Regions from separate parts of the Mus musculus genome. Here region 2 is linked to region 1. Evidence: chromatin loops called from intact Hi-C (ENCODE). Cell type or tissue: heart. All regions are shown on one strand. Links, peaks and the distances in the headings refer to the core of each region. The heading gives the core; the rest is flanking DNA.

What was found. Peaks named below come from ENCODE experiments on the same cell type or tissue, not always from the same donor. Only the 100,000 strongest peaks of a DNase experiment are listed, where the experiment ranks them.
Region 2: it touches region 1 in a loop (2.3-fold over the local background); 1 of 42 quality-filtered maps calls a loop at or near these places.

The regions. Positions count from the first base shown.
Region 1 is chr16:20,087,893-20,103,843 of GRCm38, forward strand. It overlaps Klhl24 (kelch-like 24), which reads left to right and starts at 9,662. Exons shown (of 8, transcript NM_029436.3): 1 at 9,662-9,779; 2 at 14,100-14,162. In heart, for the core only: CTCF peaks have their summits at 8,294 (motif pointing left) and 9,536 (motif pointing left); DNase peaks (open chromatin) are centred at 9,599 and 10,219; H3K4me3 peaks cover 1,576 bases; H3K27ac peaks cover 1,865 bases.
Region 2 is chr16:20,179,145-20,195,095 of GRCm38, forward strand. Yeats2 (YEATS domain containing 2) reads left to right here. Exons shown (of 31, transcript NM_001145930.1): 10 at 357-531; 11 at 7,107-7,346; 12 at 10,195-10,353; 13 at 11,242-11,345; 14 at 14,015-14,122; 15 at 14,500-14,682. Among named protein-coding and RNA genes, the nearest start is that of Yeats2, 46 kb to the left of the region's middle. In heart, for the core only: a CTCF peak has its summit at 6,410 (motif pointing left); no DNase peak of the experiment used is centred there.

The DNA.
Region 1 (15,951 bases), core at 8,060-10,559:
GGAGATATGAAAGGGTGAGTGGAGTCGATCAGAATGTCTTTTAAACATGGATGAAGTCATAGATGAGCAAATCTAATTAATAATAAAAGAACTGGGAAGAGGAAGTTTGGGCATGCGATTGAAAAGTCCGAGTCTGCAGTGTGGCAAAGTCCAAAGGCACCATCAGCACCAACGTGATCCCCTGCAATGTTGACTGCAAGTGCACACTCACTGCCAGGCGACTGCATCTTGTGCCTCAGGAGGTTCGATGTGTGCCCCAACCTTTGCACAGCTGTGGACCTGCAGGGCAGAGAGGGGACTCCCAGGTTTGGCTATCAGCATAAGTTTAGCTAAGGCCCATACATCAGGGACCCTTTTGGATACATGGACATGGGACACCGTTAGCTGAGGAAAGGGAAAGTGACACCGAATATTTTCATGAATCAAACCTCTCGTGGAAATTTGCCCAGCCATTTTCAACTGCTCCAGAAAGGAAGGCTTCATGAGTGCTGACTGGAGGCAAGATCATCTAAGGGTATAGACCCTGGCAGCTGGCAGCTGGTAGCCACCTAAGCTCAAATAACTGCCTGTGAAACAAGAGAGAAAGTTCAGGCACTCTGAGTGTCCCCAGTCTGTGACACCATACGCCACGACCAAAAGGAAATATGAAAGGGAAAGAGAGAGAGAAGTGTCTCCCACACTAATACAAAGTCCCTAAGGGCTCTAGAAAAGGAGAGAGAGAAAAAAAAAAAAACAAATTAGGAAGAGAAAGATAATCGATTGTGGGACCATGAAAGGCAACCTGCTTTCTGATGGAGCTAGGTTTAAACCTGGAAGGTGTTCGCCACACTCCCAAACACTAGGCTCCTGACACCAGGCCTCAGCTCTCCATAACTCTGTGGCCATCAGTCATGTAGGGCAATACCCCAAGCCCTGGTATTCTGTCTGGACTCCACCCCCACAGTTACCTGGCAACAGCAGGTAGGCCTGGCCCACTATAAAAGGGGCAGCTTGCCCCCTCCTTCCTCTCTTACTCTTGCCTCTCTCTTGCCCTCTTGCTCCCCCTCTCTTCGCACTTCCTTCCTCTCTCTCTCTCTCTCTACATGGCCATGGCCAGCCTCTACTTCTCTACTCTCTCCCTGTCTCTGCCTTTCTCCGCCTCTACTAACCTCTCAGCTCCCCTTCCCAGACATTCCTCCTTGCAAAAGGTATCTAACCTCAGGCTCACCCTGAGAAAGTGGGGTAAGGTTTCACACATCACAACTCTCCTCCATGACAATAAACACCTTAAAATCATCGACTGCCTCTTTTCATCAGGACCCACTGTGGGGAACAGGTCTTTCTCTAAATTGCCTCTCATCTAATCTCCCTCAGGAGGCCTCTCTGCGTTCTTAGACATAGTTGCCACCAAGCCAAGCCTGCCGAACAAGCCAAGGAAGCTCTTGTCCCTCAGGCAGGACACAACCAGTTTCCCTTTTCCCTTCAGCCCTGGGTTAGAACCTGCCCGTGAGCCCACAACCTTTTCTCAGCTCTTCCGAGACATCTGCAGTATCCAAGAGTCTGAGAACCACAAGCGGTACTCCGGCAGTTCCCCAGGGACCCCAGACTGTGCCTCGCCACCCCCAGAGCAGGGTCCTGCAGCTTCTCACAGCCCGACACCTGCCGGGTGGCGGCATGGGTATCCTGAGCCCTGGACCGGATGCAGGACACCATTTTAACCCACAATATATGACCTCCCATTGGACTGTCCAGATGTTCCCAGTGCAGTTCTGAATTAGTGAGAACCTGTTGAGTGTCCAGGAACATCTGTTGAAGCATACTAACTGGTTTGTACATTTGGGTGCAATGAAGTGGTCTGGGGACTCATGGTTAGAATGGGAAAGTGATAGCCGCAGAGTTAGCTCAGTGGTAAGAGAACTTGCTGCTCTTTGAGAGCATCCACATCAGGTGGCCCACAACCAACTGGAACTCCAGCTCCAACGATCCAGTGCCCTCTTCTGGCTTTTGAGGGCACATGCATTCATATGCACATACCCACACGAAACTACAGACACATACATATAATTAAAAACTAAAGTAGAATTTAAAAAGCAAAAGGAGGTTGAGGAAATAGTAGGGATGAAAAGATTTAAATGGAATTAGTGGAGAAGGTAGAAGTGGGAGGGAAAATCAACCAAACCAAAAATGTATTGGGGAAAAAGACATGGAAGTCTACTACTTTATGAACGAACTAAAATATGTAATTTTCTTTAAAGAGTTTGAACAGGGTGCTGGAAAGATTGCTCGACAGTTAAAAGCACTTGCTGCTCTTCCAGAGGGCCCCCGAGTCAGCTCCCAGCACCCACATGGCTGCTCACAGCCATCTTTAACTGTATTTCCAAAGGATCCACTGCATGCATGTAGTGCACAGACATGCACGCAGACAAAACATCCATACACATGAAATAAAAAAATAAATCATTAAAGAGAGAGAAGAGAATATCATAGTGGCTCCCATCTTCAATACCGTCACTCAGGAGACAGAGGCAGGCATATCTCTGTGAGTTTGAGATCAGCTTGGTCTACACAGAGAGTTCCAGAACAGCCAGAGCTACATAAAAACACCCTGTCTCAGAGAGAGAGAGAGAGAGAGAGAGAGAGAGAGAGAGAGAGAGAGAATGAGAGAAGGGGAGGGTTATGGGGGAGAGATTGAGATTGAATAGAAAGAGAGAGTTAGAACAAATTTTCAGTATGGTCAGATAATTCTGCTCTCAACAAAGATTGACCTTGAACTTGAGATCATTCTGCCCTCAGTTTCCCAAGTACTAGGATAATAAGTGTTTGCTACTTTTAGTTGGAAAATTGGGGGGGGGGGACTTAAACATGGAAGATATTATATTAGAGCTAAGTTATGTTAATTTCAGATAGCTCCATAAGGTTACTGGGAAAAAAAAGAGAGAACTTTACCCTGGATTTTTATTTTATGAGTTACATCTAGGGACTGGAGAGACAGCTCCATAAATAAAAGTCTTACCAGCATAAATCTAACGACCCACATTAAGCCTCCAAGAAAACTTTAGAAGCCAGATGCCGAGGCAAGCATCTGTAATCCCTGCCCTTCCACAGCAAGATGGGAGGCAGGGCTAAGAGTCACCCAGAAGCTCATGGGCCAGCTGGCACAGCGGCAGGAAAAGAGGTTCTTCCTGACCGAGTGAGAACTGATCTCCACAAATAAACAAGTGCAAGGTAAATGTCTCCTGAGAGATGTAAAGGAAAAACTGGGATGCTCACTACCTCACTCTCCATTGATAGAGAAATCCCCACAAGCCTTGCTTTCCAAGCACCACCTTTTCCATCCAAACTCATGAAGAAGAAGCAAGCTGCCTTCCGAGGCTTCACTAATCTTCATGACAAAGGTCACTCACAGGTCACCCTAAAAAGCATCTAAATTTAGAGATTTGCCACAGGAGCAAAACGTCCAGGCACTAGTAATAGAACAAGACAGGCTTTCTGAACTATGCCAGGCATGTGTTTGCAATGCTGTCAGTCACCACAGAGCCAGGCTCTGTGCCTGTGTGCTGGTGACCTGGGAGACCTCAGCCTTTTCTAGGCCAGTGACAGAGTCATCTAGAACTGCAAGCAAATAGACATGGCTTTTAACATACATTTAAAAGAAACATTCAGGGGCTTGGGATGTAAGCCCAGGGGCAGAATACCTGTCTAGCATTTATGTTACCCCAAATTTGATCCTCCAGCACTCAGCACTATGAGTAATGAATAAGTAAAACTTTTTATTTTAGTACTTCATACATGCATATAATAAGTCTTTTATGTCAAATTGTTACTAGAAGAAACATAGGTCTCTTCAACCTCTGACCCTTTGACCTATGTTCTACAGCTCAGAGTCAACCATGTTTTAAACAATCATGTCACCTTTGTGTGAAGATATAGGGGCAGAGACACACTTTCATACACCTTTAGAGGACAGCACTCTCATTGGGTGTTCAGAGGGCTAGTTTGGGTTTGTTTGTTTGTTTTGTTTTTTATTAAGTTGGCTTTAGTATAACAATATCTACAAATCAGTCATTTATTGTTTCATTGTAGTTTCCCAAAACATTTTAATTTATAGTTTTCAGAAGGGTTATTGTAAAGCCTATTTCCATGATACTAGCATATCAAATTACCATTCTTCCAGCCATTTATGATCTTTCTCAATATTTCTAAATACAGTGTAGTTTTAAGATAAATTATATCTCCCCATCAGAAAGAGTAAACCGTCTTCTCTATGATATCCTTTGTGCGAGAAAGAATGTATAACATACGATAACAAGTCTACAGAGGATCTGCTGAGGCCTGGGTACATGAAGGTGGGGACATGTCTACAAAACCAGCACGTGGGAGACTGAGGGAGAATGATTGCTATGAGTTTTAAGATCAGCCTGACAAAACAAGAAACAATAAAATAAATGAAGAATATTTTAAAAGCCAGTCAAGGTGGCTCATGTCTATAATTCCAGCACTTGAGAAGATGAGACAGGAGAACTGCTACAAGTTCAATGCCAGCCCGGGATTTATAGTGAATTCAAGGTCAGCCTGATATAGGGAACAACCCCAAATCAATGTCAAAACCAAACAAATAAAATAGGATCCAGAGAGGCAATTTCATAAAACCTTTGTCCTCTAGCCATATGTACTGGCTGGTTTTGTGTGTCAACTTGACACAGCTGGAGTTATCACAGAGAAAGGAGCTTCAGTTGAGGAAATGCCTCCATGAGATCCAGCTGTAAGGCATTTTCTCAATTAGTGATCAAGGGGGGGAGGTCCCCTTATGGGTGGTGCCATCTCTGGGCTGGTAATCTTGGTTCTATAAGAGAGCAGGCTGAGCAAGCCAGGGGAAGCAAGCCAGTAAAGAACATCCCTCCATGGCCTCTGCATCAGCTCCTGCTTCCTGACCTGTTTGAGTTCCAGTCCTGACTTCCTTTGATGATGAACAGCAATGTGGAAGAGTAAGCTGAATAAACCCTTTCCTCCCCAAGTGCTTCTGGTCATGATGTTTGTGCAGGAATAGAAACCCTGACTAAGACACCATGCAATACTTAAATTTACCTTGATTTGCACCCATAGTTAACATATGCTTATTTATGTGATTTCTTTTAGCTTTAATTTCTGAGGTTTTTTTTTTTTCCTTAAAACTTGCTTTTCCAAGTCAATATAAGAGATAGTATATCTCTTTTTACTCTTCCTTTATTTTCTTCACTACAACTCATGTTCTTAAAGTACAGGACAAAGCACAGAAGGCAGAAACTATATAAGAGGAGCTGAAAAGATGACTTAGTAATTAATATCATATAGTGTCCTTGCAGAGGACCAGGGTTGGTTCAAGCACTCGCTTTGGAACCAGGGGATCCAGTGCCTTCTCCTTGGCCTCCATGGGCACCGGCACTAACGTAGTACACATCCAAAATCTAGGGCACATAAACATATACATAGAAATTGGTGAGAGAAAAAATGGTGATTATTCTTGGTTGTTGTTAAATACTCACTATATCCCACATACTACATATTTGCTTTTTTCCTATTTTATCCTCATAATTACACAAAGTAGGTAGTTTTATCTTAATTTATTTTTATATTTTAAATGTTTTTATATTTTTGTACTTTAAATAGCTTTTTGGTTTGGTTAGGTTTGTGCTATGTAACGTAGGCTGGCCTCAAACTACTGATATTCCTACCTCAAGGTCCTCAGAACTGAGATTACAAGTGGGAACTGCCACTCCCAGAATTATCCTCATTTTGAAGATGAGAAAACAGGCTGAGAAAGGTTAGCGTACTCAAGCATGAGGCTACTAGGATGCAAAGCTAGCATTCGGACCAATCCTCTGACTATAAAGCACCACTGCAAACAGAGTTGGAGGACACAACCGTCAAAGGGCTAAGCTTATGTAATGAAGTAGCAAAAGCAACCCAGCATAGGGTGACCTCTGGGCTATCCGCTGTGGAAACTTTCTGAGATCTCTAATAGAGCTTCAGGGAGGTTGTGTTACTTAGAGTGGGTGCCTACACAGAACCTCTGGGGAGCACAGCATCCGCTGAGATGACAAAATGAGAACTCTGGGTCTGGCGGTTGTTGCCCAAGCTTTATGTCTGAAGAAAGTCGGTGAGATTTTTCAAGAACAAAAATGGAGGTTACTCTTGGGTATGTTTAGCCCCTCTCCTTCATGGACTCTGCAGGATTCATGGAATGTCTGTCTACTAAGCAATCCAAGGACCACAAGTGGGCAAGATAAATTCTTAGGACCTGTTGGCATCTTCAAGAAGAAGAGTGCCAGGAATAACAGATCAAGCTGAGGTTCATACATGCCTCTACAGGTCACTAGAGCAAGAAACTGGGGCCAGGAACATGAACTCTATACAGACTCTATGGTAGTTTGAATGAGAATGGCTCCTATAGATGCATACATTTGAATGTCTGGTTCCCAGTTAGTGGAACTCTTTGGAAAGGATTAGGAGGTGTGGCCTTGTTGGAGGAAATAAGGGCTTGGGGTTTCAAAAGCCATGCCAGGGCCAGCCAGGCAGTTACTCAGTCTCCACACACACCCTCTCTCTGCCCGCAACTTGAAAATCAGATATGAACTAATCTTAGCTACTTTTCCAGCACCATGCCTTTCTTGCCATGCCACCATGTTCCCTGCCATGGTGATCATGAATCAACCCTCTAAAACTGTAAGCAAGTTCTCAGCTAAAGTGTGGCAGCTCACAACTGTCTATAACTGTAGTCCCATGGGACCTGATGCCCTCTTCTCAGATGTATGTATGTGCAGACATACACGTGGACAAAATACATACATATATATGTGTGTGTGTATCACAAACAAATAAACCTTTTTAAAAAATAATGATGAAAAAAAGCATATAGAGATAGTATCATCAAAATGGGAAGTCACAAATCCAGAAGAAACCAACTGGGGAAGTCGAGGCAGTCAGCTGGAGTTCCAACCTGAGCTTTGTCTCCACTGAATGAGCTTGCTATGGCTGAACTTCCAACTTCCTTTTCCCACTGTAACCTCTCTTGGAGGTGGCTCACTTTCTAGCTGTTTTCAAGGAAACCGTGACTTTTATGGTTTATTTTTGGGCTGTTTCACTGTTCTCTTCCCTCCCTCGGAACATCATCTCAGACAAGGGACCCTGGAAGACACTTTAGACAACCATGCCTGGGTCTGAGTTGGGAGGGAAGGAACACCACTTCCAATGCCAGCTTCTTAGTAAGCTCAAACAGCACAAAACAATTAACCAGGGTTCCATCGTAGCAGTGCACAGGCTGGGCATAGACTCATAATCCTAGTACTCAAAGTGCAGGAGGAGCTGAGAGTTCCACATCTTCATGTGAAGGCTGCTAGCAGAATACTGACTTCCAGGAAGCTAAGATGAGGGTCTTAAGCCCACACCCACAGTGACACACCTACCCCAACAAGGCCACGCCTCCTAAGGACAAGCATATACAAACCATCACACCATACCTCCCTTCCCATAGAAAGGGTGACCTCATGACCTTATATGATCCAAGTCACATAAGCCCTATTCTTCTGTCTTGTTCGTAGAGCATAGACCACATATCAACTAAGCCAGCTTCCTTACAATGTAATATGCTCCTTCGCTCAGAAATCTTTAAGAATAGACGGGGGCTGGAGAGATGGCTCAGCGGTTAAGAGCACTGACTGCTCTTCTGAAGGACCTGAGTTCAAATCCCAGCAACCACATGGTGGCTCACAACCATCCGTAACAAGATCTGGCACCCTCTTCTGGAGTGTCTGAAGACAGCTACAGTGTATTTAAAGCATACAATAAATAAGTAAATCTTTAAAAACAAAAACAAACAAAAAAAGAATATTTGTTAAAAAAAAAAAAAGAATAGACACCTTGCTTTTTACTTTGAGTGAAACTAAGTTTCTCACTTTGGGCCCTACTGTACTGCTTGCTGAAGCATTAATAAAATGCTTGCCTGAAAAACGAATAAGTTCAAACATATCTCTCTCTCTCTCTCTCTCCCTCTCTCTCTCTCTCTCAAATCTCCCTCCAAAAAATAAAAAATAAAATAAAATAAAATAAAATAAAAATTCTATCACTAATGAATTAGAGGTCAGCCTCAGAAACATTAAGACGCTGTTTTGCAACCTAAATAAAGGATCTGGAGCAATGACCCCATTGTTAAAAACACTGACTGCTTTATGAGAGAGGATGAAGCCTAGAATTCCAGCATCCCTACATGGTAGCTCACACTCTCTGAAACCAACTCCAGTGCTGGGGAATCTGGTGCCTTCTTCTGGCCTCCATGGGCATTGCATGCAGGCACATGGTACACAGACGCAGACAAAACATATTTAAATTTTAAATTTTTAAATAAATAGAGCTGAAGAAATGACTTAATGGCTAAGAGCACTTATTGCTCTATCTGGATTTCAGCTCCCAGCACCTGCAGCTCCAGGGGGACCCAATGACTCTGATCTTTACCAGCACTCAGATAGCCAATACAGACACACACAAAGAATTAATAATAATAATAATAATAATAATAATAATAATAATAGACAATTTAAAAAGAATTCTAGATAGTTTTCCTTCAAGTTATGTATCTTGTTTAAATCAATTTGTGGAGAAGAGAGGGGAAGAGAAGGAAGGAGGAGGAAAAGAGGGGAGGAGGGGAAAAGGACGAGGGAAGGAAGGAGAGAATATGAAAATAAATCTTCTTGCTTTGACAAGAGAAAACCAAAGAAAGGACTCTCTAAGCTGATAGCACCAACTGGTCAAGCCAGAGTGGCAAGCAGTTTTACTGCAGGCCTAGCCATAAATCTTAGAAAAGTCAAAGAAAGGTCCCCCCCACTCCACCCCCCACCCCCGCGCCCCAGGAAGTACTCAGTAGGCTTTTTTTAAGTTAATAGAACATGAAAAGGAGACCTAAAAGCTTATCAAATGGCCTGCCTGTCAACTCTGCTCCTCTCTCTCTACCTTGTGGCAACACATCTAATTTTAACGGAGGCAAGGCTGTCTTAATGAAGTGCAGAAGGAAGAAGTACGTAACTTTTGTCAGAAGCCAGAACTATCCAAACATTTTCAAGAGCAGAGGACGGCCATCCTTGAAAAGGAATCTCCTAGAAACAAAACATCTTGAAGAAGATTCCATGTGCCTCGGAAAATAAAGGTTTGTTACAATTTTTGTTCAACTCCTGCATCTGATTAAGACAAAAATTAAATTAAATTTAAAAAGTAACTGAGGCTCTGATAGCGACCTTGACAGATTTACAAAGAAAGCGTCCTCTGCAATTATGACCAGGCTTCTAGTACACTCCACCTCTCAGGCCCTCTGATTTCCCAAGTGTGTTAGAACATGGTAATTAAAACAAGCCTTATTCCAAGCTCTAAGGTTGGCTAAGTCCTGGTCTTGTGCTTTGGCTTTGGGATGTAAAGGGCTCTTTGAAAACAATCAACATACCACTTCTGTCTTGATCAAGATGCATTCCTTTAATCTTATTCTACCTTAAATAAATGTTTGGAATTAGCAGCCCGGGGTTGGGTTTCCGCCCTCTAGCGGAACCCAGATGGCCTGAGAGCCCACCGGCAGTAAAAACTACGTCTCCCAGAATGCTCCGGGAAGGCGGATGCCTCCCCCCCATTGGCCAAGGGTGGGTGACGCTAAGTGTTTTGGCTCGACGGTCACATGTTTCCTTTGTTGTGAGCAGTGGCAGAGACTGGCGGTGGCTCGAGGAGACGCCGGCGCAGCAGGGACGGGGGTCGCCGCTCGTGCCGCTTCCAGCCTGCGCCGAGAGGTACCAGGGTGGCCGCTCCAAGCGGCATGCGACCGCGGCGCTGATCCCCGGCACCGGCGGGAGGGAGGCGAGGTCCCTGGCTGCCAGAAGCCCGATGCGGCCTCGGGCGTGGGGACAGGGCAGGGACGAGCCCCGCGGCAGCAATACACTTAGGGTGGAAGCGGCCGGAGTGTTTCGGCCTCGGACCTGGAGTTTCCGTGGGGTGACCGTGAGTGCTGTCGCCTAGCACGGATAAGGATCGGGGTGCTGGGGCCATAGCAGCCAGCAGCACAGTTGCGAAACATGCGGGGCGTGGTCACCTGACCGTTACCCGCCCCCGCGAAGCCTTTGTTTACCGGGAGCGCGGCCTCGGGCCGTCCCGGGGGAGCCCCCACCCGGCTGCCCGCTTCCTTCTCAGGGCCCTCTGCTTCTTAATTTAGTTCCCAATGTTCCCGCCCCCAAGCCCTGGGCACCCGAGGCGAAGATCGTTCGGGCGGCCGGGATTGGGCGCTGCAGGCGGGCCGGGCCGGCGAGTTCCGAATTTTTATTGGCAGGGGGTGGTAGGTGGGTGGCCCGTGCCAGGCAGTCCCGCCCTCGCCTGAAGGTGACCTGGAGGACGCGGGCGCCGAGGGAGGGGAGCAGCGGGGCGGTGGGTAGGAAGGGGGCGTGCCCTGCAGAGGCCAGGGGGTGGGGGCTAACCCGTAGCTCCTGGCGTAGGACAGCGCGCAGCTCTGCGAAGTTGCCCTTGCCTGCTCTGTCCAGCCTTAGGTAGTAAAGGATGACCCACAAGGCCACATTTGAGAAGCTTCAATATCAGCTCTAGCGGATTTTAATCATGTCAATTTTTTTTTCTGTTAGTGTTCTCAGCTGACACCTGGCACAACCACCAGATGGTTGATGGTTGATAATGGTTTGGTGTTTTGTTTTTCTTTATTAGGATTTAATATGTATCCCTTGCCACTAAAAATATAAACGGTGGCTTTTACCTTTAAAAAAAAAGATATTTTGAGGTTATTCACCTAAAAGTTTTTTGGTTTTGGATTTTTGAATGAGCTTTCTTAGTTTTCCCTTTTTGGGGCACACAATTTCGTGTATTAATCTCCCAGGTAATTGAGAAGTTTCTGATAAGTGAGTTGAAGGTGTGTTTGGAAAACTGTACATTAAGATAACCGAAAGCCCAGTCATTTCCAGACGGAGGATATTAAAGGTGGTTTTCCAAATCTCTTAAACTTATGGTGCAGCTAGGTTTTGTCATTTTATCTCAGAAAAGTTGAGTTTCTTCAGTAAAGCAGGTATAATATACTTAATAAAGCAGCCTTAATATACTTTTTAAAGATTTATTCTGTGTGGGTGTTTGACCAGCATGTACCCACCCACCTGTGTTCGGTGCCAACGAAGGCCAGAAGAGGGCGTCAGATCTCCTGGAACTGGAGTTCTAGATGGTTCAAGTTGTCAGCTGCCTTGTGAGTGCTGGAAACCAAACCTGGGTCCTCTGCAAGAGCACTGCTAAACCATCCTTCCAGCCCCTCTTAATATTAAAAATCCAAGTACTGATGCCTGTTAGAATAAGAAGTTGTCTGATCAGGACACATAGTCACTCGTATACTAAGGTTATTCAGATCTTAACATATACAAATGCAACCCAGTATACTTTAATAAGAACTACCTACCATTTGATAAGTTGAGTTTCTTTAAACAAAGCTTGTGACTTAGTCTTTAAACAGGAAGAAGAAAACAATATTCTGAGAGCTATCAGTTATATCTTAAACTTTCCTGGCTTTCGTCCAGATTGCCAAAACCTTAATGCTTTTCCGGTGTGCTTTTTAACTTCCTTGTTTTCCTGCCATTTCATTAAGAGTCAGAGGTCAAGACTTTGGAAAATAAATACTTAGCAAATATGTTGCAGCATTTATTCTTGTATGCACTTTATTTACTCTTACCTGGAAAATTTAGGACAGCTCTTTTATCAAATATGTAAGTGTGGACTCTGTAATGAAAAATGTCAATAAAATGTCCTCACAAGCATTTATGCAAAAAAAAAAAGATTTCATTTCTGTTGTGACTACAACAATGATACAAGACAGCTGGATGTTTTTAACATTTCTGTTCTTCATGCTATAAATACTCCCATAAGCTCAAGGTGAATCCCCTGTGGGCAGCTCCAGTTATTTGGGAGACTGAAGTAAGAGCAATACTCAGTAGACCTAGGAGTTGAAGACCATCCTGGGCAACATAGACTTGGGAGTCCAACAACAGAATAGCTAATTATCTTCAAGAGTTTTCATTCTTCCAGCACACCCTCTCCCACACGCACACTCTCCTTTGATACTGAGGACTGAACCAAGGGCCTTCTCACACATGCTAGCCACTGAGTTCTCCTTAGTTGACTGATCTTAGATGATCCAAAACATTCTAAACCAAATGGAAAATAAGGAGAATGAAAACCTTCTTAAGGGTGGAGTTCATGCCTGTAACTGCAGGACGGGGATGGGGGACTATAGTTTGCATCAAGCCTGAAATATACAGACTGAAATATACCTGGTCTCAAACCAAAGTGATTAGGTTTTGTTGGTGCTTCTAAAACTATTTCTGAATAATTGGTGTAATACTATGTTAAAAATCATTGACTTCCGAGTGTTTTTGTATATTAAAAGGCTATTTAGAATCCCAGGTCACAGAGCATTTTATTGGCACCATAGCTAGTTTGGTTGTAATAAGCCAAAACTAATTTTGTTAGCAGAAAAAGTAACTGTCAAAATTCTGTTTCGGGCTGGTGAGATGGCTCAGTGGGTAAGAGCATCCGACTGTTCTTCCGAAGGTCTGGAGTTCAAATCCCAGCAACCACATGGTGGCTCACAACCATCCATAACGAGATCTGACTCCCTCTTCTGAGTGTCTGAAGACAGCTACAGTGTACTTACATGTAATAAATAAATCTTTTAAAAAAAATTCCGTTTCTCCCTCTCATTCACAGCAGGGACTTGTTTTGTAGTCCTGGCTGACCTGGAACTTGCTATGTAAATTAAAATAGTCTCTAATTCACAATGATCCTCCTGACTCAGCTTATGGAGTGCTGGGGTTACAAATGTTCACTCTCTTGTTTTGCTAGGCTTTTCATTTTTAAATAAAAATGCAGTGAGTGTATTGGGGGTGGGGGGAGCTACAAAATGACATTGTTTCCATGTCAGGTCTAGTGAAGAGCATAAGTCAAGCAAAGCCTTTTCAGTCAGTAAAAATGCCAACCCTACAGTGTCTAAAATTGAATTTGGATCTAGCATTTGCTACCCTAGTGTCAGACAGTAGTAGGACTCTCATTGGCTTTGGGCCTTACTAACTACTGATAAAGAATACTTACTTAGGTAGGACTAACCATCACCTGACTTACCAAGACCCAATATTCTTCATCAAGTGTACAGATAAATTATTCTGCCTAATGAAAGTAAAGAAATGTACAAGATAGTATTCATGTCCTAATCTTAGCTTACTCTGATTGTGGTATTTTGGGTTTTTTGTTTTAAGTTGGTTACTCATATTTGTTTTTAATATCGACTTTTGAATCTGCGTAAACTTGAGAATGTACAAGTTCTCTTAATGGATGATTGGATCAGAACAGCAGTTAAATATAATTGCTATTCTATGTACTACTCTAAATCCTGGTATGTACTTTTAAGCATTCTTCTCTATCTCCTACACACAAACACACACACACACACATCCAGATACGCACAATAGCTCACAAAAATTGTGCTGAATTAGTTGTGTGGACATTGTAAGGTTCAGTAAAGCAGAAGAATTATGTATTAAAGTTACTTGATAAGCTTGGAGGTTCTATATAAAAAGGTATATAATAAAAGCTTAAATTAAAACTAGGTGAGGTTTTTTTTTTCTTTTAACTCTTGAGACTTTTCTCAAATTGATTCCATAGTTACATGTAGTACAGAGTGAATAAACTGTTTACTCTTGACATATTTGGCTTTGATATCAACTTTGAATCTGCCTAAACTTAAGACATCAACTCTTAGAGTAACTTAATTCTATCGAATTTGAATGCAATGTAAGTTTGTAAGCATCCTTCAAATATTCAAAGTGGAATTATCACAGGATATACTTTTCTTCATCTCACCATCAAATTTAGCTTACTGCTTTCATAAATAGTAAAAGAAATTTGAATATCATTGAATATAAAATTAATTTCCTTTAAGAGAGTGTTACTTTTAATGATCTGTATGAAACTGAACTTTAAATTAAAAAGTTGTAATTTACTAAGAACTGTTTTCAGCATATTACTAATGTACTTGAGCTGATAGCATCTGTCTTATATGTCACTGTTCTCTATTTTAGGTGTGAAAATTTAAATAACACAAGTATTTTGCCTGGGGCTTTGGTCAAACAAATGCTGAGAAGGTATATTTATATTTACTGGCTATTGAAACATCGTTACTAGTTTAAACCATTTCATTTCTTTAAGCCAGGATCATTTGGTGCTAGTAAGAATAATAGTGAATAACAGTGACCAATTCTATCAACACAGAATCGGACTGAGTGTGGTGAGGCACACTTGTAATCCCAACACTCAGGAAATGTGGTTAATTTTTAACTATTGCTAGTTTACTTGTAAAAAAAATAGATAAGTAAAACTGTATTTGTTAAAAATGGGAAAACAATGGCTGATTAATTTTACATGGAAGACTAAAAGTTATACTTTGAAAGCATATCATACTGTAAGATGACTGCAAATCACCTACCCTGTGATAAGTAGTAAGAATTTGTATTTGTTTCTGTTGTGGAATGCTGGTTAATGAAGTGTTCTTAGAAAAGAGATAGCAAGGGGTTCTTGTTCTGTTTTGGTTTTTTTGTTATTTTGGTTTTGGTTTTAGTTTTGATTTTGAGACAAAGTTTTCATGTAGGCATGGTTGTCCTGGAACTAGCTCTGTAGACCAGGCTGGCCTCAAACTCAGAGGTCCAACAGCCTCTGCCTCCCAAGTGCTAAGATTAAAGATGATTGCCATCATTGCCCAGCAAGAAAGCAAGTTTTAATTAATCTCTTTATGTCCCATAATTTACCTAATACTCCATACATTGCCCTGGCTACAGAAAGCAGGCCCATGTTTTCCTATAGGTGTCAAGGAAATGCAAATATGTGCAAAGCCAAGGTCTAGTAGATGAAGTGTTAAAGGGTTGTTTCTTCTTAAGGTGGTAATTTTGTTGTCTTTGTTGGCTAGTTGGTTGGTTTGATTTGTTTTGAGTTTTTAGACAGTGTATCTCTCTAAGTCAGGCTGGCCTTAGACCTGCAGCTGTCTTCCTGTGTCTGCCTCATCATGGCTAAGATTGTAGGCATATATTGCCATTCCCAGCTTAAAGAGGTTTTTATTGTCAACACCAGTCGTTATATCACTAATCAAAGTCCTAATTGCTTATTGAATTTTCTGAGCCTGAAATACAGAGATGATGATGATGATGATAAACTAGATAAGCTGATACAAAGAATACATCCTTGATTTTTCTGGATGCTTGATTTGGGAACTGACTTTTAACTAATTTAACCATAATTTGAATCTAGTCTAGTAAAGATTCAAATACGAATTCCTTTCCATGTCATAACTATTTCTGTGTGTATGCTTGTTTTGAGAGAGGGTCTCATGTATCCCAAGCTAGCCTAGAACTCACTCTTAACTGAGGATGACCTTGAACATGTGATGTTCCTGCCTGCCAAGGACCAGTCTCAGCTTCCAATACAACTTGGTTTGGGAACTACAAAAGAACAACTTGAAGTCAATTGTGGGTACAACCTGACAGCTCTGTGTTCTACTTGAACTGGTGACAGCTCACCTCTTGCATACCAAAGCCCAGTCTTTTTCATTTACATATCAATTCAATCATTTACCCAGGGTCCTGTTTTATTATCCCACGAATCAGCACTTTACGACCATAGCCCCTTGATTCATAGAAAAAAACAAATACATTTTTTTAACATAGCAAGTGTATTTAGGGGTCTGCCTGCCTTTGTAAGCACAGACAATAAGCTAGCTGAGTAGGATCCAGCTCTGAGATTACAATTCCTACAACCCCTGGACCTAGATTTACCCTGTCCAAGGCTGATCTTGAACTCAGGATCTACCTGCCTTTGTAAACACAGACAATAAGCTACCTGGGTGGGATCTAGCTCTGAGATAACTATTCTCACCTCATCTGG
Region 2 (15,951 bases), core at 5,336-7,835, 89 kb after region 1:
AAAGCAGATAAGACAATTTCAGTTTCAACTACAAATAACTGCTGAAGAAGAGCGGCTGGCGAGCCGGGAGCTTACGTTAAGTTGCAATGGATAGGGAAAGTCTTCCTGAGAGGGTGACGCTTGTGATGTCCTGGCAGGAAGGTGGCCGTAGGGGAAGAATGTTCGAAGAAGTAGAAGCAGTGAATGGAAAGACAGAGACTCCACTGAGGTGTCCGTGTGTTAAAGTATGATGACAATCTAATTCCGTAACTTGCATTGCCTGTTGGGATGTGGCAACACTCCTTTGTTTTCTGTACGGAGCACAAGCCCCGTCACACTGATGATGGACTCAAGCCTCCTTGTTCCCAACTGTGTAGGTGGTGGACGTCGAGCTTCATCGGCACTCGCTTGGTGAAGACTCCGTTTATCCTCAGTCGTCGGAATCAGACGTATGTGATGCCCCGCCTCCAACCCTGACGCTTCCAGCCGCCGTGAAAGCCTCAGCAGTGGCACAGTCCCCTGAGCCGGCAGCTGCTGCCCCTGTGGGGGAAGGTAATGCGGGCCTCTTTGCTGGAAGGATCACGCTCTGGGTGTTTTTCTCATGTGGCGAGCCGCTAGCACGCAGTTCTACTATGAAAATAGCTAAACTTAAGCTCTTCTCGGTATTAAGTTTTTCATAAATTTCTACATTTTAGAAGAGTAAAAAGACCGTAATAATCATTGAATTTTTATCCTTTTAAAACATTTTACTTTGTTTATGTACATGAATGCTTTGGCTATATGTCTGTCCCCCACATGCACACCCTGTGCTCACAGAAGCCAGAAGAGGGCGTCAGATCTCCTAGAGCTGGAGCTGCAGATGGTTGTGAGCCATCTTGTGGATGGTGGGAGTCAATCCCAGGTACTCTGAGTGACTCAGCTTCTGGGTTGCAACCCCTGGGGGTGGTCAACCAGTGTTTTTAAAGCAGAGCCATTTCCAGCCCCTACATTTTTATCCTTTGCTGAGAACTTTCTGGTTCAGGTTCTGATTGTGTGAATAGGAGACTTTAATGTTACATATTTAGTCTTCTGTAAAAAAAAGTAATATTCAACATCAACATTTATCTTATTTTATGATGTTTTATCATTTAATAAGAATATAAATGTGTTAATGTTCATTTAAGTTTTTATATATAAGCAGTTGATTCCCAGGTAAACCTGGGGGGTTAACCTGCTCAGGTAAGCCTGAGGAGGGTAGAAAAGCTGGCTCAGCTATAATGAGCCTTGCATGCAAGCATGAGGACCTGAATTCAGATGCCCAGTCAATGTAAAAGCTAGATAAACAGTATATATCTGTAACCCTTCACTGGGGTCCAGAGACAGGTAGGCTCTTGGAGCTCACTGGCCAAGCAGTGTAGCCAAATTGGTGAGCTCCATGTTCAGTGAGAGCAACTGAAGAAGGCACTTGCATCAACCACATGCATGTACACACACACACACCCCTGTCTGAAAACTCCTTTAAAGACTTCCTCAGAGGTATTTGTCCTAGTGACTCCAAATTTAGTCAAGTTGGCAATGGGAATTAACAATCAGATGTCTACTCTCTGTCACCTTGACTTACAAATGCATTGATTTTAGATTATTTTATGTGTGAGTATTTTGGTTCTATATATGTATGTGCACCATACGAATGCTTGGTTCCCATAGAGAGCAGAAGAGAGTATCAGACCCCTGGAACTGAAGTTACAGGCATTTGTGAACCTGATGTGAGAGCTGGGTACTGACTCTGGGTTGTGAAGAGAACAGTGCTCTTAACTGCTGAGCCATCTCTCCATCTCCAACATTATTTTTGAACCCTTACTGTATATCCGTCAAGGGCATATATTCATCTCAGAATGAAAATGCAGGAGTCCTCAAGAGTCTCCAAAGTTTTTTTTTTCCTTATACAGTAATTCATTTTGGGTTTTATTTGCTTCTGCAAGAGAAGCAAATACTCTTAACCATTAAGCCATCTCTCTAGCCTCATAAAGCTCCAAAGCGTTAACAGTTTTAACATTGCTCAAAAGCCCAATTCAAAGTCTCTTCTAAGACTCAAGGCAGTCTCTCAATTGGACCACGTATAATCAAAAAAGACGGTTTATAAACTAGTGTACAGTGGTAGAGTGAACCGTCTCATTCCAAGCAGAAGGAATAAAGGCCTAACAAAGGAATACTGAACCAAAGCAAATACCGAATCCTATAGCTCTGTGTTTGTCATCTGGGCTCCAACAGCCTTGAGTCCTGTCTATGTCCTATGTCCTGTTTCCAGCCCTATACCTTTTGGAGTTTGCATGCTCGTAAAATCAGCACCATGTGGATACTGCCTGGTTTTGCTGCCAGTTTGAGATATAGCCTGACACCTTTGGACCATAGCTCCAGCAGCCTGTGTGGTCTTGAACAGGACTTCTGTAGGCTTTGTCTTTTGAGGTTTCGAAATGACTTTGCTTCTTTAGCCCTCCACGGGTGGAGTCCCATATTCTAGACCATATTCCTATCATCCGGTTGCAGGTATGAGGCTATACCTTCGTGATGTTACTTAGCCTCCTTTACAGTGGCTGCTGCCTTGAGAGCACCTGGTCTGTTTACTGAGCTCATGCCCCTTAACTCAGCAAACTCACACTTTCTGACTCTGAATTCTCGTTGTCAACCTCAGCACACACAGTGAATGACGCCTCGGTGCAGCCTGAGAGTTGCATTTACTCTTTCCTCTGCCAGTCAACTTAGTCTAAGCCAACCTCACGCAGATGACCAGGGCCGGGATAGAAAGCAGCCAGTGTTAGTAGTGGTTTTAGTTCTGGTTGTGTGTTTACTTACTGGAGTATAACACACAACAGCTTCTAATCCAGTTCTCAGCAGAGTCCTTAGTCTCCTCCAAGCCCCATGAACACATTCTTATGCCTGTCAGCAACCTGATCCTCTGTAGTCCCACCAGAACAGCCTTTATGTTAGACTCTGGTCACAGCATCATCCTAGGGCTTTGATAGCCACAGATCCAAACTCTTTCTCATTCCTCCTACATGCTAGTCCCAAAGGCCTGTGAAGCAAGTTCAAGTTCATCTCGCCAGTGACCTCCCTGCTGGTCCCTGGTGTTCCTGGAACTCTGTGTTAATGACTTGTCACTGACCGGGGGATGCTGCCACTCACATTCAGAGTGGGAAGTCTCTTAAACTTCTCTGGAAACACTAAGATACACAGGTGTGTCTTAGTGACCTTAGTCAGGTTGACAAACAAAGGTCAACTATCACATCACTGATTGTTTTACCTAAGTTAGCAGTCTGAGCACAGGATTTACTTTCTACCAAAAATATCTAAGGGGATAAATGATACTTATTTTATGCTGACAATTGTTTTAAATGGGTTTTGAATTAATATTGAATAATGTGGTAAAAGGTTTTTTTTTTTCTGATAATCTAATCCTTTTTTTTTAATTGGATATTTTCTTTATTTGCATTTAAAATGTATTCCCCTTTCCAGGTCTCCCCTTCAGAACCCCCCTATCCCATTCCCCCTCCCCCTGCCTCTATGAGGGTGCTCACCCACCCACTTCCACCTTTCCACCCTGGCATTCCCCTACACTGGGGCATCGAACACCCTCAGGCCCAAGGGCCTCTCCTCCCACTGATGTCCAACAAGGCCATCCTCTGCCACAAATGCGGCTGGAGCCATGGGTCCCTCTTATGTGTACTCTTTGGTTGGTGGTCCAGTCCTCGGAAGTTCCAAGGGATCTGGCCGGTTGACACTGTTGCTCCTCTATGGGGCTGCAAACCCCCTCAGCTCCTTCAGTCTCTTCTCCAACTTCTCCACTGGACTCTGCACTCAGTCCAATGGTTGGCTGCAAGCATTCACCTCTGTATTTGTCAGGCTCTGGCAGAGCCTCTCAGGAGACAGCCATATCAGGCTCCCTTCAGCAAGCACTTCCTGGCACTCACAATACAGTCCAGGTTTGGTGAATGTATATGGGATGGCTAATATCCACTTATCAGTGAGTGCATACCTTGTGTGTTCTTTTGTGACTGAGTTTACCTCACTCAGGATATTTTCAAGTTCTATCCATTTGCTTGCAAATTTCATGAAGTCATTGTTTTTAAAAACTGAGTAGTATTCCATTGTGTAAATGTACCAACAGAGATATTTCCAGAGTGGTTGTACCAGCTTGCAATCCCACCAGCAATGGAGGAGTGTTCCTCTTTCTCCACATCCTTGCCAGCATCTGTGGTCACCTGAGTTTTTCTGGCTGGTGTGAGGTGGAATCTCGCGGTTGCTTTGATTTGCATTTCCCTGATGGCTAAGGATGTTGAACAGTTCTTTAGGTGCTTCTCCGCCATTTGAGTTTCCTCAGTTGAAAATTCTTTTTAGTGAGAATTTTATTGAGTATTTTTGCAGTGATGTTCATAAGGGAAATTGGCCTGAAATTCTCTTACTTTGTTGGGTCTTTGTGTGGTTTTGGTATCAGCATAACTGTGGCTTCATAGAACAAATTATGTGGTGTTCCTTCTGTTTATATTTTGTGGAATAGTTTGAAGAGTATTGATATTAGATCTTCTTTGAAGGTCTGATAGAATTCTATTCAAAACCCATCTAGTCCTGGGCTTTTTTTGGTTGGGATACTTCTAATGACTGCTTCTATTTCTTTAGGGATTATGGGACTGTTTATATAGTTTATCTGATCCTGATTTAACTTTGGTATTTGATATCTGTCTAGAAAATTGCCCATTTCATTCCAGATTTTCTAATTTTGTTGAATATAGACTTTTGAAGTAGGATCTGATGATTTTTTTTTAATTTTCTCGGTTTCTGTTGTTATGTCTCCCTTTTCATTTCTGGTTTTGTTAATATGTATACTTTCTCTGTGCCCTCTAGTTAGTCTGGCTAAGGGTTTATCTATCAGCTACTGGTTTTGTTGATTCTTTTTGTTTCTGTTAGGTTGATTTCAGCCCTGAGTTTGATTATTTCCCGCTGTCTAGTTCTCTTGGGGTATATTTGCTTCTTTTTGTTCTAGAGCTTTCAGGTGTGCTGTTAAGAGTGTATAGCCGGGCATAGTGGCTCATACCTTTAATCCCAGCACTTGGGAGGCAGAGGCAGGTGGATTTCTGAGTTCGAGGCCAGCCTGGTCTACAGAGTGAGTTCCAGGACAGCCAGGGCTACACAGAGAACCCCTGTCTCAAAAACAAACAAACAAACAAAACAAAAAGAACAAAACAAAACAAAAAAATTGCTTGTGTGTGCTCTCTCCAGTTTCTTTTTGGAGGCACTCAGAGCTAGGAATTTTCCTGTTAGCACTGCTTTCATTGTGTTCCATAACTTTGGCTATGTTGTACCTTCATTTTCATTAAATTGTAAAAAAGTCTTTAATTTCTTTCTTTATTTCCTTCTTGACCAAGTTATCATTGAATCAGGAGTTGCTCAGCTCCATGTGTATGTGGGCGCTCTGTTGTTTTAGTTGTTAATGAAGAGCAGCCTTAGTCTGTGGTGATCTGATAGGAGGCATGGGATTATGTCAGTCTTCTTGTATCTGTTGAGGCCTGTTTTGTGACTGGTTATATGTACAATTTTGGGGAAGGTACCATGAGGTGCTGAGAAGAAGGTATATTCTTTTGTTTTAGGATGAGATGTTCTATAGATATCTGTTAAATCTATTTGGTCCATAACTTCTGTTAGTTTCGTTGTGTCTCTGTTTAGTTTCTGTTTCCGTGATCTGTCCAGTGGTGAGAGTGGGGTGTTGAAGTCTCCCACTATTATTGTGTGAGGTACAATGTGTGCTTTGAGCGCTAGTAAAGTTTCTTTTATGAATGTGGGTGCCCTTGCATTTGGAGCCTAGATGTTCAGAATTGAGAGTTCTTCTTGGTAGATTTTTCCTTTGACAAATATAAAATATACTTTCTTATCCTTTTTGATAACTTTTGGTTGAACGTTAGTTTTATTCAATATTAGAATGGCTACTCCAGCTTGTTTCTTGGGACCATTTGTTTGGAAAATTGTTTTCCAGCCTTTCACTCTGAGGTAGTGTCTGTCTTTTTCCCTGAGATGGGTTTCCTGTAAGCAGCAAAATGCTGGGTCCTGTTTATGTATCCAGTCTGTTAGTCTATGTCTTTTTATTGGGGAACTGAGTCCATTGATGTTAAGAAATATTAAGGAGTAGTGATTTTTTTTTCTTAAGATTTATTTTATTTTATGTATGTGAGTATACTGTAGCTGTAAGATGGTTTTGTTCAATTCTTTCACCTGTTTGGTTGTGTTTTCCTGTAATTCTTTAAGGAATTTTTGTGTTTCCTCTTTAAGGGCTTCTTCCTGTGTAATTGTGTTACAGGTAACTGTGTTCTGTATTTCTTTAAAAGCCCTCTATCATCATCATGAAATGTGATTTTAGATCAGAGTCTTGCTTTTCCAGTGTGTTGGGTATCCAGGGCTCCCTCTGGTGGGAGAACTGGGTTCTGATGATGCCAGGTAGCCGTGGTTTCTGTTGCTTATGTTCTTTCCCTTGCCTCTCACCATTGGTTATGTCTGGTGTTAGCTGGCCTTACTGTCTCTGACTGTGGCTTGTCCCCCCTGTAAGCCTGTGTGTCAGCACTCCTTGGAGACCACTTCTCTCTGGTAGGAATCTGGGTATGGAGAGCTGAGGCACACGGTCAACTCTGGGGTGCAGATGGAGACTGGAAGGATCCTGCCCCTGGCTGCTCCTCGGTTCCTGTGTCCTGATAGCTCTGGGTGGGTCCCTCTTGGGCCAGGAATTTGAGCAGAGTGGTGGTCTTACCTGTCCTCACAGGTGTATCGACCCTCCTCGGAGACCAGATCTCTCCTGGGGGCATTTGAGTACGGAGTGCTATGGCACAGGATCAGCTCTGGGTGCAAATGGAAACAGGAAGGATCCTGCCCCAGGCTCCTCCTCAGTTCCTGTGTCATGAGGGTTCCAGGTGGGTCCCTCTGAGTAGAAATGGTGGTCTTAACTGTGCTCACAGGTGTGTCTGCACTCCTGGGAGACCAGCTCTCTCCCCAGGGGCATTTGGGTGTGGAGCACTGTGGCACAGGCTCTAACAGTTTTGTTTATTTCCCAAAGCTGGAAGATGGTTCATTGTAATTGATTTTATCATCTGTCATTACATTTCAAACAGGATTCCCAGAGACCACTGAAGCTGAGAGACACAGTACATTTTATTCTTTACCATCTTCGTTGGAAAGAACACCCACTAAAGTGACAACAGCACAGAAGGTCACCTTCAGTTCACATGGGAATTCTGCCTTCCAGCCTATCGCATCAAGCTGCAAAATTGTGCCACAAAGTCAGGTGCCTAATCCCGAGTCACCTGGCAAGTCCTTTCAGCCAATCACCATGAGCTGTAAGATTGTCTCAGGTATGCAGAGCAGGTGCTGGAGATAGTGTGGGTGGCTCTTACTAGGTGGGGAAATCAGACTATCAAACTGGCCTGGAAATTTCTGTGTAGCACCGGCTGGCCAGGAATTCAGGGTGTTCCTTGCCCAGCCTTGCAAATGCTGAGATTACAGATGAGAACTACCATACCCAGCTCGGAGATGCTTCTACACTGCCATGTGTATCAAAGGACAGTTAACCACTGTTGGTAAGCAAAGCTGTCCCAAAGAAAAGCACAGGTCATTTAAATGGAACAAATTTCTGAATAGGGTGAAGAAATGAGGTCCAAGGTATTTATTCCAGTTTTCCCCTGGCAAATGGGTGTTCTGCTATATTTTAAGATTAGAGTTGAGAAATCTTTGACTTCTTCTAAGGGTTGAGTTGGTGTGGAATTGAATTGCCTTTTATTTTTCTCTATCCATTGCTAGAGCATTGTTGATCTTATGAGCAGTCATTCTGAGACTTCCATTTTGCTGAGGGGCTTTAGCTTGTGACAATTTCACATTTATACCAAAAGGACTAATGGGAACATACTTACTGTTGGCTGTACTTCAGGAAAGACAGGAAGGGGCAGTTGAAAATGTCTTAAGTAGGGAGAACACTTCTTTGTAATTGTATTTCATATGTTTGAATGTTTTAGCTGCTTGTATGTTTGTGTATCATGTGTATGCCTGTGGAGGCCAGGAGAAGATATTTTTTATCCCCTGGAATTGAAGTTGCAGGTCACTGTGAACCACCATATGGGTGCTGTGAACTGAATCTGTGTCTTCTGTAAGAGCCACCAGTGTTCCTAATTTCTGAGCTATGTCTCCAGCCCCTCTGTATAAATTTTAAAAGAAGGCAAATGGGAATATTTACTGTTGTTCGTGGATAGCTAAGCAAAACTACATGTATACCTACTCATTTATGTTGTTATACAATCCATAGAGGGTAACAATCCTGTAATTTAATCTGCTACCAAGAAATTTGAAATGAAATGTTTCAGAAGTGGAGTAGACTGAACATATAAATTGATTTGAGGTTCAGAGAAATTTACAGAGGACAAGTTCCGTGGGTTGGGGTAGGTAATTAAGTGTGCTTAGCTGTGCATGAGTAGAGTTTGAGAATACTGTTTGGGGTTCTGCCTATGGCATACATAGTACTGATAGAGATTTCTGTCTATTGTAAATAAATTTCACATTTTCCTATTCTAAATATATTCCAAATCAAAACACAGAATTCCTCAACCTAGCTATTTCCTTACTGATTTTCTTTGAACATTCAGTGTTATAAATACCAGCTATGATATTAAGAGATTTATCATACCAAAGTGCAGTAGTGGTCTACATTATGAATATAAACCACTGCTTTAGGGCTGGTGAGATGGCTCAGTGGGTAAGAGCACCCGACTGCTCTTCCGAAGGTCAGGAGTTCAAATCCCAGCAACCACATGGTGGCTCACAACCATCCGATCACGAGATCTGACTCCCTCTTCTGGAGTGTCTGAAGACAGCTACAGTGTACTTACATATAATAAATAAATAAATAAATAAATCTTTAAAAAAAAAATAAATAAACCACTGCTTTTTGGATTTTTTTAAATATAAAAATATATTTACCTTATTCCTTATCATCCCTCCAGCCCTTCCCATGTGTTCATGGCCTTTTATTTTTCTAATTATTGTTGTGTGCATAAGGGTGTGTGTGTGCGTGTGTGTGTGTGTGTGTATGTGTGTGTGTGATTATATTAAATGTGACTGTTGAGTCTCTTTAGTGTTGCTTATGTGTATATTTTTGGGGTTGATCAAGTAAGATTGGCTAGAAATGTAGGGTGTTCATGCCTGGGAAAGAAGCTTTCTTGGCAGTCTTTAGTTGCCTATGTTCTTCATCTAGGGTGAGGCTCCTCATAGGTCTCTCATTTATGTTGTTTAAGTAGCTGTATTGTTGGATTTTGAAGCCTAAGCTAATGTGTAACAGCAATCATTTGTTTGTTTTCAAGACAGGGTTTCTCTATGTAGCCCTAGCTGTCTTGGAACTTGCTCTGTAGACCAGGCTGGCCTCAAACTCACAGAGATCTGGTCTACCTCTGCCTCCCAAGTGCTGATTTTAAAGATGTGTGCCACCACCACCTGGCATGTAACTGTAATCTTAAATTATGTGTTCTTCATGTCTCTGACCCAGTACATTCGTGGTTGTATGTGTGTTTGTGTGAATGTTGTTATGATCATTTGCCAAAAACAAAATACTGGTTAAAAGCAATCCCATAAAATGAATATTTACTATAAGTGCTGAACAAAAGATCTGAATCTTGCTTGTTAGTGTTTGCTTGTTATCCCAGTCAGTTGGAGTCGGTTGGAGTTGGTGACTTCATCCCTTACAAAACTTAAAGCTTTTCAGAATTATTTCTTTTTTTAACTTTTTCCTTTAAAATTGTTATGTGTAGGAGTGTTTTGCCTGTGTGTCTGTCTAGGAACCACAGATAAGCAGTGCGCATGGAGATTAGAAGAAGGCTTTAGATTCCCTGGAACGTGAGCTGCCATGTGGGTGCTGGAAATTGAACACTCAAGCCCGCAGGATGAGCAACAAGTCACGTACTCTTAACAGCGGAGCCATCTCTCTAGCGTCAGAATCTGTTTCTAGTTAGTCGCTCAGTTTGCTGACCCTGGTCTTGAAATGATCCGGGTTATCCAAGTGCACGGTGTAAAACTGGACTACCTGGCCTCAGCCACACTGGTGCAGGCCCTGCTCAGTATTTGAGATGCTGGGCCTGTTCTCTCTTCTGATTATGTCTTTGGCATCTTCCTACCTAATTTCTGTTTATTTTGTTTCTCTCCTTTCTTTAATTAACAAAGGTTCTCCAATATCAACTCCAAGCCCATCACCATTACCTCGCACACCAACTTCCACTCCAGTTCATTTGAAGCAAGGCACTGCCAGTTCTGGTGTCAGCAACCCTCATGTTATTGTGGATAAGCCTGGGCAGGTCATTGGAGCCTCCACTCCAAGTACAGGTATGGATAAGCACTACTAGTATCACCTGAAGAGTTTGATCTTTTATTAATGATAAAATCCCGGCATGAACCCTCCATCTGTAGTAAGTGTATATAAATGGAAGCCCATACTGTTTCTCTGAGGAAGAGTCACTGTGGGTGAAAGTGCAGTGTTTAGGAATTAGAATCCCACAGCTCCATGGTCCCTATCAGGTTTCTGGGTTTGGTCTTGGTTTTTAGTATTCTTTTAAAACCTTGTATCCATTTCTTCATTTAACCCATGTTTTTGCACATGCTCCTAAGGTGTAATCTTCCCTTGTTAAGGGAAATAGGAACAGAGAAATAAAATGAATGATTTTAAAGAAATGAGGCTGTTTCCCACCCCACACATTGCTATATATAGTGGACTTCCACATAGGTGTTCTGTTTTGTTTTTAAGCTTAGGTTTTAGAGTGGTTTACATGTAGAGATCATTTGAAAAGTTCTGCTTCCAGCATATTTAGGTATGCTGAGCTGTCTTGTGGCTACATATTAGTTTTAGGAATCAGCCCACAACTCTGAAGAGGCAAGTTTGGTAGGTAAAATAAGTTATGGAATCTCTCTTTAGATCTAAACTTATTTACTATTGATGATTAAGTGAATTTTTTTAATCAGACTTTGTGTGGCTGTGGGATAACACAGGCAGCATTTGGAAACAGGTGCAGTAAAAGTTGGCATTCAGCAGAGTGTGTGTGTGTGTGTGTGTGTGTGTGTGTGTGTGTGTTTAGACTTTTATGGTTTTGAATCTTCAACCTTTAAAAATGAACAGTAAATAATTGGAAACAAAGAATGGGGGAAATGATTTTTAAATTATATCTTGTAAACTTTATTTTGTTGATACATAATTTTTATATCTGTCTTGCTTATCAGGAAGTCCTACAAGCAAGCTCCCAGTGGCCTCTCAGGCTTCCCAAGGAACAGGGTCCCCTATTCCTAAGATTCATGGAAGTAGTTTTTTGACATCTACTGTGAAGGTAAACTGTCCCTGCTTTACTATATTGCGCAAGCTCAGCGGGGGTGCTACCCAAAGACAGCATTTGATCCTGAAGATTATTTCTTCTTCACTTTCTTCCTGATATAGGAGACAGTGCTCAGCACATCTCTCAAGTGCTTACCCAGTACTAGTTGAAAGCTCAGTACGGGAAGAGGCAGCCTTACTTACTTCATTAAAAATACTCCTTGAGAGGCTGGAGAAATGGCTCAGCTGTTCAGAGTGCCTGCTGCTCTTAAAGGTCCCGGAAGCTACATAGCAGCTCACGGCTACCTGTAACTCCAGCTTCAAAGGATCTAATGCCACTTCTAGCCTTTTTAGGCACTGCACACACATGTGCAGACTCACACAGACACATATACATTCTCTATAAAAATGTTTGCCTGGCAGCATGGTTTCTGATGGTACAAGGAGCAAACCTTGTCCCCTTTGCACACATCAGCCTTAGTTAATTAATTTAAAAGTAATTCTTGGGCTGGTGAGATGGCTCAGTGGGTAAGAGCACCTGACTGCTCTTTCGAAGGTCCAGAGTTCAAATCCCAGCAACCACATGGTGGCTCACAACCATCCGTAAGGAGATCTGACTCCCTCTTCTGGAGTGTCTGAAGACAGCTACAATGTACTTACATATAATAAATAAATAAATCTTTAAAAAAAAAAAAAAAAAAAAAAGTAATTCTTAACCTCTTCAAATAGAGAGTAGTTCAGAATATCACCTATCCATACAGCATCCGACTTCTTCACATACTCAAGACAGTCTGCTCAGTATTTGGCCAAAGCACTTCCCTGTTTGGCTCCTGTTTTCTCAAGATGGTTATCTTACTTGAAAGCCTTTCAGATGCAGACTGCTGTCTGAGTGGCCCTGAGATGCAAATCTGCTTTAGTGAGTACCCACCCCAGCAGTTAACATTCCTCTAACTTAGTTGACAGGGATCACAGATGGTTTTCTGATCAGAATGAGGTTTTCTTGGAGTAACTCCCTTGAAAGTCTTACCTCTACCATTTATTTTTTAGTATTTGTTGATGACATTTCATTTCGTAGGCAAGTAGTAGTCTTAACTTTAATTATTTTCCTTAAAGTTCAATTTTGGCACATTATCTCTGAGATCTGCTTTTGTCTTTTGAGGTGGAGACAAAGGTCAGTGGTTTTTATCTCACTCTGCTGTTGCTTTCCATTTTCTATTCCCACTTCCTTCCTTTGATGGTTTGCTTGTTTTGTGGTAAGCTTTCACTGTAGTCTAGGCTGGAGCTTGGGACCGTCCTGTCTCCCCCTCCTGAGATACAGGGTTACCTTGGCCTAGAGCATTGTTTTCTTATCCTTTTTATTCCTTTGGAAAATTTATTTTCCAAATGTGAAACTCATTTTACATTTATCTGTATTCCAGATACTGAGTGAATTTTTCAAGACAAGTTGAGAGTATAAAAGAAAAAAAACACACACTCTAAAACATCACCATTATTTGTTAGAATAACTTACTTAGTGCCTGTGCTTTAGGAATATAAAGCCAAATACAACCCCTGTCCTCTACCATCTGGCAAAAGATCAGACATACATAAAGAATCAAATATTAGGAATGGACATAAAGATCAGTTGGTGTTGTGTGAAAAGACTTCCTAGGGAGATGCAGTGCTCATATCTATTCACTCCAGATAGGGAACCAACAACAGATCAAAGTCCACTGTGGTAAACCAATGAGTTTTTTATTGAGGTTACTTACATGAGTATGGGTGAGGGGTTACTTACAGGGGCAGAAATGACTCAAAAACAGCTGCTTCACCAAGGCCCAGCCCAGGAAGGGTGCTGACTCACAGAAGCAAGGAAACCTGGAGTAGGTTAGAGTATCCTTTCCTAGTGACTATGTTAGTCAGGCAGCCTTGCTGGTTTTTCTCCTCCTTGCTGGTCTGATCTCAGGGCCTTTCCTGCAGCTTGCCTTGTCTTTCTTGCTTACTCTGAGAGGGGGGCCCTCGTGAATCTGCTCAGCTATTTTGAGACGTTTACCTTTGCCTTAAGGAACTTCCCTGGGAGATAGAGCATGTCAGTCTCCAAGAAACTGCTACACAACACTGGTAGAGTGCTTCTCCTACATGCACAGAGCTTTGGGTTCCGTCCCCAATGCCACATAAAAACAAGTGTGAGGTTGTAAGCATGTAATCCCAGCACTCGAGAAGTAGAGGCAGGAGCATCAGAAGTTCAAGGTTTTCTTTAGCTAGATAGTGAAACCAACCTGGTCTACCTGACACCCTGTCTTATAGGACTGTAACATCCATCAGGACACAGGTGAGTAGCCTTTTGCTGAGCTGATTTCCTGATTTTTCAGGCAGGGTTTCAGTGTTTAGTCCAGGCTAGACTTGAACTAACAGTCCTCCTTTGTCAGCCTCCTGTGCAGTGAGTTACTACTGGTGCTCAGATGGAATTGCATACCTCATTTTTTATTTGCTTTTAAAAAGGAAATTACAGTAAATGTATAGAAGCTTAGAAGATCTCTAGCATTGTGGGTTTTTGTTTTGTCGTGTGTGTGTGTGTGTTGCTGGCTGTGGTAGGTTTGTATTAAGTAGATAATATTACTGTATTAAGTGTACTAAGTGGCTAGAGTATCTGAAAGCATCCGTTTGGGCCTGTTATATAATATATAGTAATGTTTTTACATACAGCAGGAGGAGTCTTTATTCGCATCTATGCCACCTCTTTGCCCAATTGGTAGTCACCCTAAAGTGCAGAGCCCCAAAGCTGTGACTGGAGGACTTGGGGCTTTCACAAAGGTGAGTGTGTGTCATAGCCTTACCTGTGGCCTTCCCACTCTTTAATAGGCCTTAGCTCTGAGATGTGCTCCCACTTATTTAATGCTGTCCATGTCCTAGGACTCCAGGGACACGGGAGTTCAGAGGTCACGGCCTATTTTGTCTCTCTTTGCTGCCTTCCTACCCCGTCTCTATGACAAGTGACAGAGCAGGGATCAAGTGAGATACAATTTGCCTAAGGACTCGTATCTCTTAAAGCATTATTTTACCTTTTTCATGGAGCCGTTCTGTGTATCCAAACTTGATTAACACTGCAGAGACTAGATTCACAGTTTCATAGTAGGTCCTTCCTCCTCCTCCCCATGGGATACTTATTCAGTGTCATTGTGTGTTGCAAGGTGATCATCAAACAGGAACCTGGAGAAGCTCCTCATGTGTCCACAACAGGAGCTGCGAGCCAGTCAGCATTCCCTCAGTATGTGACCGTGAAAGGGGGTCACATGATAGCTGTGTCCCCTCAAAAGCAGGTCATAAGTGCTGGAGAAGGGACCACTCAGTCACCAAAGATTGCACCCTCCAAGGTTTGTATGGGTTTGGGGTGGGAGAGTCATGTTCAAGAGATAAAGGTTATTTGTCTACATAGTTGGCAGGTGCCAAAATGACTTAGGTTGCTTAAGTTGTTGATCCCATATTAACCTATGTATGTTAACCAGATTGGAGAAGACCTAGTCAGTTGATATTACACACATGTGCTCCTTACTGTCTATCCCTGACAAGAGTAAGGGGCGTTTAAATAGAAGACCCAGGAACAGTCTCAGGAGCATAGGGACAAAGTATCCTCTCTCTAGCAGTAAAAGTAACAGGCTTCATGGGCTTTCTAATGATTCACATCTAAGTGGGAGCACTGTTTTGACCTGTAAGAGAGTGCTGCTCTGAACACCTCCAATGTCCAGGCTCTGTGATTTGTTTGTTTTGAGAGAGGAAGACCTCAGATTCAAAACAACCTCCTACCTCACTATCCCAAGTGCTGCGGTTCCAGTGTGTGCCATTTGATTCTTTCATTTATTCTCTTTATAAATTAGAAATAGTAGAGAATAAATATAGAGAGTACGGTGAAGCAGCGTATAATTTATTTTCTACATCAGTTACATATAGAATCTATCAGGTGCTCATATACCACGCTCTTTGTTCTTCATATGTGTGTGTGAGATATATATATTATTCTTGAACTATACCTAAAAGGCAAGTATCTCCCTCCACCCCTTATAAATGTGGCAACACTGGGTTTGAGGGGCTAGGGACCTTGCTGGAGAATACATGAGCATATAGCATACTAGCATATAGCGTATAGGTAGTAAATGGCAGAAGGCTTGAAATTTATGTCTTTCAGCTCCAGATGAACCGTTCCAGAGCTGGTGAGATTTATTTGCTGTTGTCTCTAATCTAAGCATGCTTTGGAACATGCAGTTACATTATCTCAGTGTTTTAGTAGGTATATTCTAAAGCTATTGAGAATGTTTTATGGGTGTTTATATTTCAGCTTCAAAGCCCGGCCTGTCTAGAAGTGAATTGTTTTGAGAAGAATATTTTAAAATGGAAGGCAGTATTACATAGTTTATGTTAGTTTAGACAAATAGATTTCTTTGGGGATAGAGGTTAAAATTCAGGGTTACATATTGCTTTTAAGTCTGTAAGGTTTCCAAACTGAACTAATCAGACAATTTATCTTCTGAATTTAACATAGCAATTCCTAATCTGTCGCACACTTTCTGTGCCAGTATTTTCTCAAGGGCCTGGGAATCTGCTTTTTCCTAAGCTCCCCACTGATTCAGATGCCCTGTCCAGTCAGA